2 separate regions of the Mus musculus genome follow, and region 2 is linked to region 1. The links are chromatin loops, found by intact Hi-C in ENCODE. Cell type or tissue: left cerebral cortex. All regions are shown on one strand. Each heading gives the region's core, and the rest is flanking DNA. Links, peaks and the distances in the headings are about the cores only.

Region 1 (6,082 bases), core at 720-5,719:
TCTATCCAGCCTTCATAGGACCATTGATGCATGACAAGGCCGTCCTCTGCTACAAATGAAGCTGGAGCCATGTGTACTCCTTGGTTGGTGGCTTACTTCCTGGAAGCTCTGGGGGGTGGGGTCTGGCTGGTTGATATTGTTGTTCTTCCTAAGGTTTTGTGTTTAATTTTTAATTGGTGGGCTTCTACTAATTCTTGGGTGTTTTTGTATTAGAGGTCTGTTTTTATTTCTGATCTCCTGGTTTCTAACACCAAGCCTCTGTCTGAGAATGGGACTCTGTAAAGCCCTATAGAAACCCTGGTGGTACTGGGGTGCCCTTCCCCTACTCTTTGTTTGCTGCTAGAGCTTTTTCTATGTACCAATCACAATTCTGTGAGGTCTAATCAGCACAGAGCAATACTCCCCCGACCCTGGAACCGAACCATATCATTTCAGAGTAACTGCATCTAAGATTATATTCCAGCACTTTCTCATGGCACTTTTGTTTAGGGTTGTCTTTACTCAGTACTCACCAAATCTGTGATTATTGCATGTCTTTATCCTTTCAAGTACTTCTGAACTTCATGTTTCATCTAAATGTTAGCAGGCTGCAGATCCTGCATTATTTTGTATGTAAATTTGGTAGTGTACTTTTCTATAAGCAGCTGCACTAGCACTCCTAAGTGCGGTCATTTTCTTCTGCTCTTTTCTATTCCACAATTCATCCCTTGGCTTCACAGCTGAGCTATCCTAGAGTATGAATTTCTCCCAGTGAATGAAGCTTTCTAACTCAGTATTACCTTGAGATAATGAAAAGAATCTATTGCTTCTTGCGAATTGTTTTACCTTCAATTTTCCCCCAGTCATGGAACAAAAATGCTATTAAATCTCTACTCAACTCCTATCAGGCAAGGCCTAGTAAATAGGTCAGCATCCTAGGTCAGGCCATGTAGGGTGGACCAGATGCTCTTGTCTTCGTTTTGGATGTGGGATTCTGGAAATATCATGGACACAGGATGAGAAATTGCACTACTCTCCTGATGAAAGGAAATGGACCCAAGGGAGCCAGAAGGATGGCCTTTCACGCCCATCCACATTCGTGAACGCCAATTATAGGCGCTTGGCCCAGGTCTAGAAGAACCTCAGAGAAGGGGTGGTCCCAACAAACCGGGACGCCGTGGCGGCGAACCAAGAATACACCTCCGCAACAGCAGCGGTCCCAGAACCCCCAGTTCCCACGGCCACGCAAGGCCCCACAGTCACAGCCGCACCCCCAAGCGGCGCGCCTGCCCCGGGGCAGGGCGGGGCCCGCCGCGCCTGCGCACTCCCTCTGGGCTCGGCGTCCCCCGCACGCAGCCCACGTGATCTGTGCCTTGCCTAAGATGGAGGTTGCCGCCAGGCCCGGCCGGGCCCTCGCCTTAGTCTGTGCTCTTCCGCGCCCCCTTAGAGCATGAGACAGGCGCTCAGGCACACTGTATTGACCCGGGCAGCGCCGCGGGCTGCCAAGGAGGTCTGTCCACGGCTTCAATCAGTTCGCGCACCAGCTCCCTGCTCTTTCTAAAACAGCAAAAGCTCTCAGAGCGGGCGCCTGGAGAGTCTTCGGTACGCCCCGCTCATTAGAATTGACAATGCTGGGAGCCAATGGGGTTTGGAACTTTTGAGAAGGGCGGACGAAGGCGGAGCCCCTTCGCAGCGCCCGCGAAGCGGGGCTGGCTGTTGGGCTATTGTGGGGCGGACTTAGGACTCTCGGACCAATGGAAGGGCGGCTGAATTCTTGGAGGCGGGGCCGAGCCGTAATTGACGCTTTCTTCATTAGAAACCAGGCAGGGGGCGGCGCCCACGGGGGGAGGTGACGCAAAGCCGTTGTAGCCAATGGCTGGTGGGCCGCCGACGGGAGGGGCGGGGCTGGGGCGCCTGACGGGCGTAGGGCGCGGCCTATCCCCGCGCGGCTCTGCGCTCGAGGGGGAGCAGCATCATGGTTCAACGTGGGTCAATTTTTTGTGAATGAGGAGGGGAGGTTGTGGGGCCGCTGCCGCGGAGCACCATCCCCGCCGCCGCCCGAGCCCGAGCCCGCGCGCCTGCTCGCGCCGCCGCCGCCGCGCCGCCTCACGCCCGGCCCGCTCAACGCGGCTGCTGTCGCCGTCGCCGCCCGAGCCCGCCCGCCCGCCGGCGGCGGCGCAGGCTGAGGAGATGCGGCTCGGAGCGCCGGAGCAGGGCTAGACGCGGCCCGCCGCCGCCGCGGTAAGCCACCGGCCGTCATTGTCCGCGCCGCCCGGTTGCTGGCGGCAGGTGGACGCCCGGCCCCGCCGAGGCCTCGGGGCCCTGCGCCGCGGGCTGGCGGGCGGGAGAGCGGCCTGCGCCGGCGGGCGGGCAGGTGGGCGCGCGGGGGCGGGGGCCGGGGCGTTTATGTAACTTTGTCAGCCTGTGAGTTTGCAGAAAACGCCCCTCGGCGGCGGCGGGCGGCGGGGCGGGGGCCGCGGCCGGGCCCGGACCGTCGCTGGGCTGGCGAGGAGCTGCGCTAGCCCCGGAGACGACCGGTGTCCACCCTGAGCGAGGGTTCCGAAGGCACAGCTTGTAGCTCACACAGCGGGAGTCGGTCGGAAAGGCCGGGTGTGGAACCCGTGTTCTCCTTTAATGCACACCGAGAATTTGTTAATAACTTGCAGCCGCTGATAGCAGTGTTTTGGTTATTGCATGCTGTAAATTGACCTGCTGTGACACGATTTTCAAATAAAGCGTCGCAGAAATTAAACTTAAGTTATTTTAGAACTAATGACTTTCTTAACTAAATCCTAATTGCATTACTGTAGAGACCTACCTAATTGCTTTCCGAGAGCCACTCTGCCTGCCCGGGGAGGAAGGAAAGGCCTGTGTAGTCACTTTGCCTCCCTGCTTTTCTCTGCTCAGGCTTTTCTGTCTGTTCCCACAAACCACCTAAGCATTTAAGGCCTGCGAGTATTAACGTGTAAACAGCCATGGCCCTGTCGCACTTTGGGGCTAGGGGGATGCTGGCGGCTTGCACCTTGACCTGGTTTCGGTTTTTCCTCCGTGATATGATCGAGGTTGCCAGGAGTTTTAATTGCTTCTGATAATTCCGTGCATTATTTCAGGACCGGCTTGATGAAAGCTAGTGTAGTGGTTTCAAAATCCACCCAGAAAGAAGGTGATGGTGGTGGTGGTGGTGTAGGTAGGTGTAGTGCTTGTGGAGAGGCAAGGAGGTTGAATTAAGAAAACTCAGCTGCTTGTACACAAATATACACTATAGCAGTTACAAGGCAGCAAAAGTTATTGCAGAATTTTGCAGTCACTATGGCAACACAATTACTCCATTATAATTGGAAATGCAAAATGCCACCCAGTTAGAAGTTTCATCAGGATGGAGTTTTGGATATCAAAAAATATGTGAGATTTAGTTAAAAATTCTCATTTTTTTCCCCCAGGTAGCTTTGCAGCTCTAGTCTAGGTTCAATTGTCTATTTTTAAGACCCATCCGCTTTCCCAGATCTGCCACTCCTCGGGATCTGTGGCATCTTTCCCCAGAAGAACTCCCCGTTTGTGTGGGAGGGAAGTATTTTCATGCTTTAAAAACACACACCCGACACACTGTAAGACTTCTATGGTTTTCTGTGTTCTGGCTTTTCTTTTAAAGATCAAATGCCTTCCTGAAGAGCAGTAATCACCCAGAAGAGGCTGGGTTTGCTAGAAGGCAGAGGTAACACTGCCCCCTTTAGGGGTCTGCAGGCTGCTTACAGGGTATCTGGGAGCCCTGTGGGGGAGAAGAATGACTGTGAACTGCAGACGGGGCCTGGATAGCCTAGAGACCAAGGACAGATGTGACCTAAGCAGCCCTAGCAAGAATGTCTGTGGTTAGCAACATCAGAGAGCTGTGCAACATATAAAGCCCCCAGATGGCACCTTCTCAGAAGCTAGGGGCTGCTGCTGGTGAGGTGGGCAAGAGAACATAGCACTCTATCTTCCTGGGGCTCCTGGCTCCTAGCTTGACTTTGCTTTCAAACCTGTGTTAGGAGGATGTCCCTCTTGATGTTTACCAGAAGAGCTCTGGTGCTGGAAGTTTCCACACGTCGTGGGGCTGCTGCAGCTTAATTTCGTTAGAACTCTTTCCTTTTAACTACTGCATATTTTTGCCCAGTAATCGACTTCCATTTTCCAGCCTCATTGTGAGGTTTCAATGCAGCATGAACGGCTTTGAATTCCAATCCTTTGATGTTGGGGGTGGCACCAAAGGAAAGGCGACTTTGTGCCGTCCTAATTGCCAGAGCAGAAGAAAATTTCATCACTCCTGTCAAGCCTTGTCCATGCCATTTTCTATTGAAAACGGCTGGTTTTTCAGAACTCTGAAGCTGCCATAAGTAATACATTAATACCTGATGTAGGGAGCCAGGGAGATGCAGAAATGAGAGACACCTGCTGCACGGGAAGATTGGGGTGGCGTGGGGGGGCTCAGTCCCAGGACCAGGGCTTTTGATGTCTCTGGGCCCTGGGGTGACTATGCAGGCTTCAGAGGGTGAATCCAGAGTTGAGCTCATGTCCCATTGGTTGTAACCCAGTCTTGGGGTAGGGGCCCCAAAGAGATTTTTGGAGTGGCTTTGTCTTGGTCTCCAGTGACCATCCAGTGTCCTGCTGCTCAGCCAACTCTGGGCCTTAAGTGTGACACTGACCTTTGAGGTGCAGGTGACGGAGGGGGGCAGAATCAGAAGTGCTGCTGCATTTGAACAGACCCTAGTCCATTTCTGCAGAGTGCTCTGAGCTGTCAGGAGGTCAGTTGTTTGCTCTTGGGCTCATGTGAGTGAGCAGGATGGGCTTTGTTTAGGGTGGAATGTGGTCTGGCATCTGCAGCTGCTCTTGGCTTTGCTGCTGCCCTTGCCTCTCAGACATGCCTCCGTACTTCCTGAAAGGCCAGACTGGGGTCCACACAAATGGACCCCACTGAGACCCTCCATGTAACTGGACCCGGTTAGAACACTGTAAGGTCCTGAGTAGATGAGAGTGTCTTCCTTCCCTGGATCAGGAGATTACACAAGTCAGTAGCAGATGTTTAAATGAGCACCCAGTAAGAGCCATGGGCCATTCTTTGAGCACTTTCCATCTTCGTCTCCTCTATTGCTCCCACAGCTACAAGAAATAGGTGATGCTACACACCCTTGATAGCAGGGATGTGAGAGGAATGGCAGCCTTGAGTCCCAAAGGCTGAGCCTTTCTTTACCTCTGCTTTGGGCCCAGGATGAGCCTGTGTGGAAGGTTAGTGTTATTGAGTTGTTTGGAAGAGCACAGCTACTTTGAGAAGATAATTTGGAATACTTTCCCAGTATGGTGTTAGGTTGTCTGCCCTTCTGAGCTGTCACCGCTCTGGGTTTCATTTGAGTCAGAAAAGTGACTTTAATGTCTTCGTTGTGCCTTCTGTGTAATGTTGAAAGGCTCTGGGTTCTATCTATCCCGAGTATCACAGAAATCAGAGCAGTCCAGTTGGCTGGTGGTTGTTACAGCCTGTTCTTGCTTGCTTGAGTCTTGAGAAGTTCCAAGGCTGTGCAAGCAGGCGGTGATTGGCAGCAGACAGCCTATGGTCTGTGCCCATTTCTCAGAGCTGCTTAGTGCTACTGGTAGTCTTACTTACATGGGAAATTTTTATTGGAAGAATGTAACCACTAACTGAGGAACTACAGCACTCAAGTGTTCTTATCCTAAAACCAAGACAGTGCCTTAAGAGAAAATATTGGCAGATTTAATAGTAAGAAGAAAATCTTTGGAGAAAGACTCTATAACCAAGATTCAGAGACAAGAGAGAAAAAAAATGTGTAACCTATTTGGCCTCTGTGAGATTAATAGCCAGTATATATAAAGAGCTTTTGCAAACTAACAATAAATGGATGAGCTTCCCTGTTACAGTTTTTAAGGCATGCAGGTAGGCAGATCTCCACAGCTAAGAGAAAAGACTGAGCGTAGCTAATAACCCAGTGTATGGGAGATTACATCTGTGCCCTTTGTATTAGTGAGATTGATAACAACACCCACAACTGTGATAAGGATATGGCTTCCTAGAGTTTAACAAGTTATATGTAACAAATGCTTAGGCTGGAACCTAGGC
Region 2 (6,082 bases), core at 557-5,556, 260 kb before region 1:
CAGAAAAGCAACACATAGACTAACCATATGACCCAGCTCTACCACCCTGGGCATAGACCCAAAGGACATTACATCCTGCTACAGAGACACTGGCCCTCAGTGTTCACTGCTGCTCTTTTCACAGTGGCCAGGAAAGGAAACCAGCCTTCTAAATGTCTTGTCAACAGTTGAATGGCTTAAAAAATGTGATGTATACAAAATGGAATTGTACTCAGATATGGGGAAAGATGAAGTTTGCAGGTAAATGGATAGAGCTAGAAAACAGATGACCCGGGGCCAAGAAGGCAAACACCACCACATGTTCTCTCTCATGTATGGATCCAGCTTAGACTCTTTAGAGCTGTGTGCTTAACTTGGAGCATGTGTAGAAGCCAGGAACTAGAAAGGAGCTGTCAGTGCCCCCATAAGGGAGAATATCTGGTAGAGCATCGGTGATGTGAGTGTAGAAAAGGATGATGCTGGGCAAGGATTAGCTCCAGCCAGAAAAAGGAAGACAGGGTATGGGATGAGAGAGTTAACAAAGACAATGAATGGGTTTAGGGAAAAATATCAAGACCTCCTATTTTGTAAGCCAATTAGAAAACATGTTTTAAAAGGGAAAAGAGGGGAGGTCTCCTCCATGGCTATACTGTTGTTTCTAGAAGCCATTTTAGAAGCAGCGTTGAAGCAATGGATTGGAAGAAAAGATACAGTAAACTGTTTACCCTTTAACGTTCTAATTCTGTCTTCTTTCTGAGCTGTCATGTTGGGTGTACTCCATTCTTTTGTTTGGACCCAGGTTTTGCCTGACTAGCTGAACAGTTTTTATATATGTGTCTGATAGTGACAAATTCCAGTGGCTGGTTTTCTTTAAAAAGTATTTACCTCAACTCAATCTGAGAGGTATTTTCAATTGCTACAAGATTCTAGCTTGATCAGTCGTACTTACAACACATGGCAGGTTCTCTGTGCCTCAAACCCGTGTTGTTTCTAGTGAGAAGTCTTGTCATTCCTGGTCTTGGTGCCCCTGTAGCCTTTTATCTCTGGCTGCTTTCAGGATTTCTCAGCCCCTTTCCTGCTTGCTTTCTCGGTTTCATGTGATGTGCCTCTGTGGTTGTCTCTCTGTATTTTGTGGAGGTTCACTGAGTTTCTTGGTGGAGTAGCTATATTTTTCAAAGCATTTGGAAAAGGTTTAGCCATTATTTTTGAGGGTTTGGGGGACTCTATTTATACATGCACTAGATGGAGGTTTCCATGGGTCACTGGAACTATTTTGACCTTTTTCTTTCTACTTTGTTTGGAGTCAGTTCTCTTAGGTCTTCATGCTCTTTTCTATGTTGTTAAGAAATGTGCTGGTGTTCCATTGTGTTCATTTGGCTCTTCAAAGAAACAGAAAACATGAAAGTGTTGATGCAACAACAAGGAAATACTGGAAGAAAAGTAGACTGGATGGGAGGGGCAGAGGGCCGGAGGCATGCCTGACTGGCAGCCGGGAGGACAGATCCAGGAGATGTGATCCAGGTTAGAGAGGATGCCTCTGGGAAGAGCCCGTGGTCACAAAGCAGACTGGCACTGCTCCTGTGCACCCAGCAATGACAGTTAGGGTGTGGCCTGCCGTGTGCAGCACAGCTAATCCCAAGGACTCGTCCTTCCTAGCCCCACATAGCACATGTGCGTGACCCTACACCCAGCCAACAGAATTGTACTTCAGGAATCTTACTTTTTTGGGGGGTGGGGGGAGTTCAAGACAGGGTTTCTCTGTGTAGCCCTGGCTGTCCTGGAACTCACTCTGTAGACCAGGCTGGCCTCGAACTCAGAAATCAGCCTGCCTCTGCCTCCCAAGAGCTGGGATTAAAGGCGTGCACCACCACTGCCCGGCACAGGAATTTTACTTTTATATTCAGAACTCCTGCCTGGTCCTTTCTGTTTTCCAGTTCTCCCTTATTTCTGTCATCTGTCATTTTGTTCCCAGAACATGTCAAGCACTTTTGTAACAGATGCTTTAATAGCCCTGTTCACTAATCCATCGCCTTCGTCATTTCAGAGTCAGTCTGATTTCCCTCTGGTTTAGGGTCATATTTTCCACTTGCATGTGTCTGGAAATGTATCACTAGCTGCAGTACATTGTGAGTTTCATGGTTTGGAATGTGAGATTTTGTTCTATTCTAAGACAAGTGTTACAAGTTTTCTGGCTGCAGTGCAGTTACATGCACATCAGCATTAAGCCTGCTAGCCCTGAGTTCCAGCTTTCCAGTGCCTCTAGCATAGCCTGTTTGGGGGTACGATGTGGCCTGAGATCTCGCTTGTGCTTGTGTGAGGAGGAGCTGGTGGGAACCCATCTGACCCACAGCCTTCTGTGAGTAGCCATGGATTCATTCTGCTCACAGCTCCTGGAGGCTCTTTGTCCAGCTTCACATAGACATTGTCTTCAGCCAAAGACCAGTGGCCCTGTAACAAATTCTGGAGCTCTTTCTCTGCCTAGACCCTAAGCCCCTACCTTCTACACTTTGGCTTGTTCAGGATCAGGGCGTGGTCTCAGCTTTCCAGTTGGGAAGCTACTGTTACTTGATGACAGTTAGTCTGGCAGGTCTAAAGTGCTCAGGCCCCAATACTGGAGTCCAGGGCCTGGAAGCTGGTGTATTACAAGTTGACCCAAGTCCAGCATATGGTTGGGGTAGGGTGTGGGAGTCCACGCTAAAGACTGAAGTATACGTTTCAGCAGGCTGTGGCATGTAGATAGAGGGGGACCTTTTACAACTCTCAGAACCCCATTCCTTCATGTTGCTTGTAGCTTTGCTTGGTATACACAAGATGACACTTGCCACCACATCTTAATCTCCCAATGGGACCTTGGTGAAGCCATCACAGCCAACTTGCACACAGTGGGTAGGAGGTACCTTGTGTGCAGTGGCAGTCAGTGGGCCAGGACTGAAGTGAAGCCAGCTTGCTGATCCTGGTGAAGGTCCTAAAAGACCAAGATCATGGATAGATTTTTAAGGAGAGACAGTGCTGAGTCTACACCCTAAGCCTCCGCACAGTAATCCAGACCAGCTCTTCCACACAGTCAAGTTAAACCCATGGGGCGGGGGGGCTTTCCACACCTGCTCTTCAGGCTGTTTTGCTTCAGCAAGCAGTTCTGTTTCTGGGAGTTTATCCTAAGCACATAGCAAGGGGAAGCATTGTACGGTGGAATGGGGGCTGGAAACAGTAGGGCTCACAGCACAGGTCCGCCCTCCCTGGGGTGAGTAGGTGAGCTGTCTAGCGACTCGGGCACAGGGCCCGCTCCAGACTCGGGAGACTGAGATCCCTCTTGTGCTTGTGTGTAAGGGGCTGGTTCTTGCTCTGTGGATGGAATAGCTCTGCGCTCCAGGCAAGTGACTTACTCTGTATGAAAACAGAAGTACCTGTGCATCCTGTAGCATCGAAGGGTCCTCCCCAGAGGCAGCAGGGTCTTGAGCTTCCTTTGCAACCTCCCAAGAACTAATTTTTGGTTTAGATTCAGCATGGCCTCCAGCCCACAGACAAGCACACAGTTAGATACTGGGAACTTAGGGTGCTTTTATGTATGTTCAAGTGCTTGTGCTTTCTCTCCAGAACCCGGGACAGAGCATCCCTCACTAGATTTTATAGGCCAATTAAATACCCCTAAGAATTCCAGAGAGTGGCTTTTGTGAAGCAGTTAGTAGACATTGGTGAGGCCTCAGATTGGTGGTCTTCAGCTAGTTTTTACTTGCTCTAGTCTAAAATTCAGGACAGTAGTGGTTGGAAGTTCCTGGACATGCTGACCAACTGGCCACTGGTGTAATACAAACCTCAGTAACTTCACTTGGTAGACACAAGATGACAGTTGTCACTGCCTCTCAAGCTCCCAACTGCACCTTGGTGAAGCCACCATAGCCAACTTGCACACAGTGGGTAGGGTGTGTGTGTGTGTGTGTTTTGTTCATCAAGCATAATTGTGGGATTGGTTCAACAAATGAGAAGAAGTGGACCTCTTCAGCTGGATGGCAGTTGGAGAAGCTCTGTGTTTCAGTGGCTGTTCTGCCAGGTCCTCCCCTACACACTGTACCTGTGCGTCTTGTCTGAGGCCATTCCAGACCCACCATCTTCTCTACGCAGGAAAGCCTCTTTCTGTTAGCTCTGGGGAAGTGGGCGGTAGGGGTGCTTCCAGCCTCTGCTGCCCTCATGCTGCTCATGTACTGATAGGCTGCTCTTGCGGCTGTGTGGTGCATCCTCCTGCTGTGCTAGGCGGGTCCCTATCTCTCACATTGTCTGTCAGGAGTTCTCTCTGACCTGGGCTCTTATCTGTCCTTCTTAGCCACCGGCTAGGGAAGGACAAAGCTACTGGAAGAGGGAGGCTTAGTTCTCCATCCTTTCAGCCCAGTGACAGCTCCAGGGGCCTCTCCCATGGCTTCCTTGCTTCCAAAGTAGTTCTTTGCCAATGTTTTTTAAGCCTGGGTATTTCAGTGGCTTCCCAAGGCCTAACTAACCTTGTCAGAGTCCTCCCTGCCCCCAGCCCAGTGCTGTCTCCCATGCCTGCCTGCACTTCCCACTTGTGTTACTCACACTCCCTTTATGCACTCCTTCCAAACCAAAGCCCTGGGGACTACAGCCTCTTTTGGGTTGTTTTGTTTTGTTTTGTTTTATTTTTCTAAGAAGGGAAAAAATAAACTCAGTACAGACCAGGAAACCACAGTACACATCTCTGAATACGTTGTTACCTACACAACAAACTACTGAAACTCACGACAATGATCTGAAGTAATTACAATAGTGAATTCTGAAAAAAAAAAATCTCCAAGGTTCAAATGGGTATATTTCAAAATATGCCATCACCTGAAAAATTTTTCAGAATTTTTCTTAGGTTCCTAAATTATTATTAACTAAAATACCAAAAGAAATTAGTTCCTCAAATATTTTAAGTATTGATGACCCAATCAGAGCCATCAGTTAATGAGTATAGGAAATTCATGAGTAAGTCAATAACTTTTTTCTTTTTTTAACTTTTTTACTGATTCTTGTGAGTTTCGAATCATGTACCCCAGTCCCACTCATCTCCTCCCCAATACCCACCCTTCACCCTTGCAGCCTCCCCCAAAAATATAGCACACACACAAACAACAACAACAAGCATAGGAAACCTCTGATGGAAGCTGGAGTGTGTCACAGTGTGTCCCACAGTATGTCTCTCTGTCCACACATCTCCACTTGTAATGTCCATTGCAGTGAGTCAGTGGTCTCAGGAGAGCTGGTCTTGCCACTCATCTGCCATGAGATGATGTGGGGGTGGGCGTGATACCTGGTCCCTTTAGCCCCACACCATCTGCAGCAGTGGGGAGAGCTGACCCTGGGGTCGTGAGAGTAGGAGAGCTAGCCCTGCTCCCTCACTGGCCTTATCACTGGGGGAGGAGGGAATTAAGCTGAAACTTCCTTGGACTATACAGTGGAGATGGCCCTGATGACAAAGGCACCGGTGAGCCAGCTCCTCACAGGCTGCAGCACAAGAGTCGAGCCTTGACTGGGCAGCTCAGTAAGACCTCAAGGGCATGAGAACTGGAGAGCTCGCTTGGGTGGTGCGGATAAAGGAGAGTAAGTGGGCTGACCAGCTCAGCTGCTACCCAAGCCCAGATTGAGGCTCTGAATTCGCCCACCCCAAAATCTATATCACTTGCAATTGGTTGGGGTACATGAAAAGGCTAGCCCTACTGTTCTGAAGCTACAAGGTCTCCATGACGCAGGGCAACAGCAGGATAACCAGGAGGAGTCCTGATGAGTCAGTACTGATGGTGTCACAGAAGCCAGACAGCTCGGACTGTGGCCTCTTAGTAATAAGTCCATCACTGGTTCCCAAGGCTAAGCTACTGTCTCCATTCACACTAGTCAAGCAGGCAGTCGGGGCTGAGAACAAGGCATTTTCTAAGCCCAGCCTCCTCTGCCAGCTATCACTGAGTGCCACTGGTTTCTTGTCCTTCCTGCTCATCATACAAAATAGAAAAACCAGCTAGGGCTCTGTCTCCATCTGGATCTCTGTCCTGGACAGGACTTCTGTGGGCAAGGCTGCTTCATTACAATGGATCTCTGTTCTCCGGTATCCCTGGTACTG

Evidence for each region. Peaks named below come from ENCODE experiments on the same cell type or tissue, not always from the same donor. Only the 100,000 strongest peaks of a DNase experiment are listed, where the experiment ranks them.
Region 2: it touches region 1 in a loop (7-fold over the local background); 11 of 42 quality-filtered maps call a loop at or near these places.

What each region holds. Positions count from the first base shown.
Region 1 is chr1:92,176,140-92,182,221 of GRCm38, reverse strand. It overlaps Hdac4 (histone deacetylase 4), which reads left to right and starts at 1,881. Exons shown (of 27, transcript NM_207225.2): 1 at 1,881-1,964. In left cerebral cortex, for the core only: CTCF peaks have their summits at 1,191 and 3,710; DNase peaks (open chromatin) are centred at 2,522, 2,902, 3,521, 4,073 and 2 more places; H3K4me3 peaks cover 3,255 bases; H3K27ac peaks cover 2,652 bases.
Region 2 is chr1:92,439,988-92,446,069 of GRCm38, reverse strand. The region is part of intron 9 of Ndufa10 (NADH:ubiquinone oxidoreductase subunit A10); the gene reads left to right. Among named protein-coding and RNA genes, the nearest start is that of Mir6900, 22 kb to the left of the region's middle. In left cerebral cortex, for the core only: no CTCF peak of the experiment used is centred there; DNase peaks (open chromatin) are centred at 2,165 and 3,012.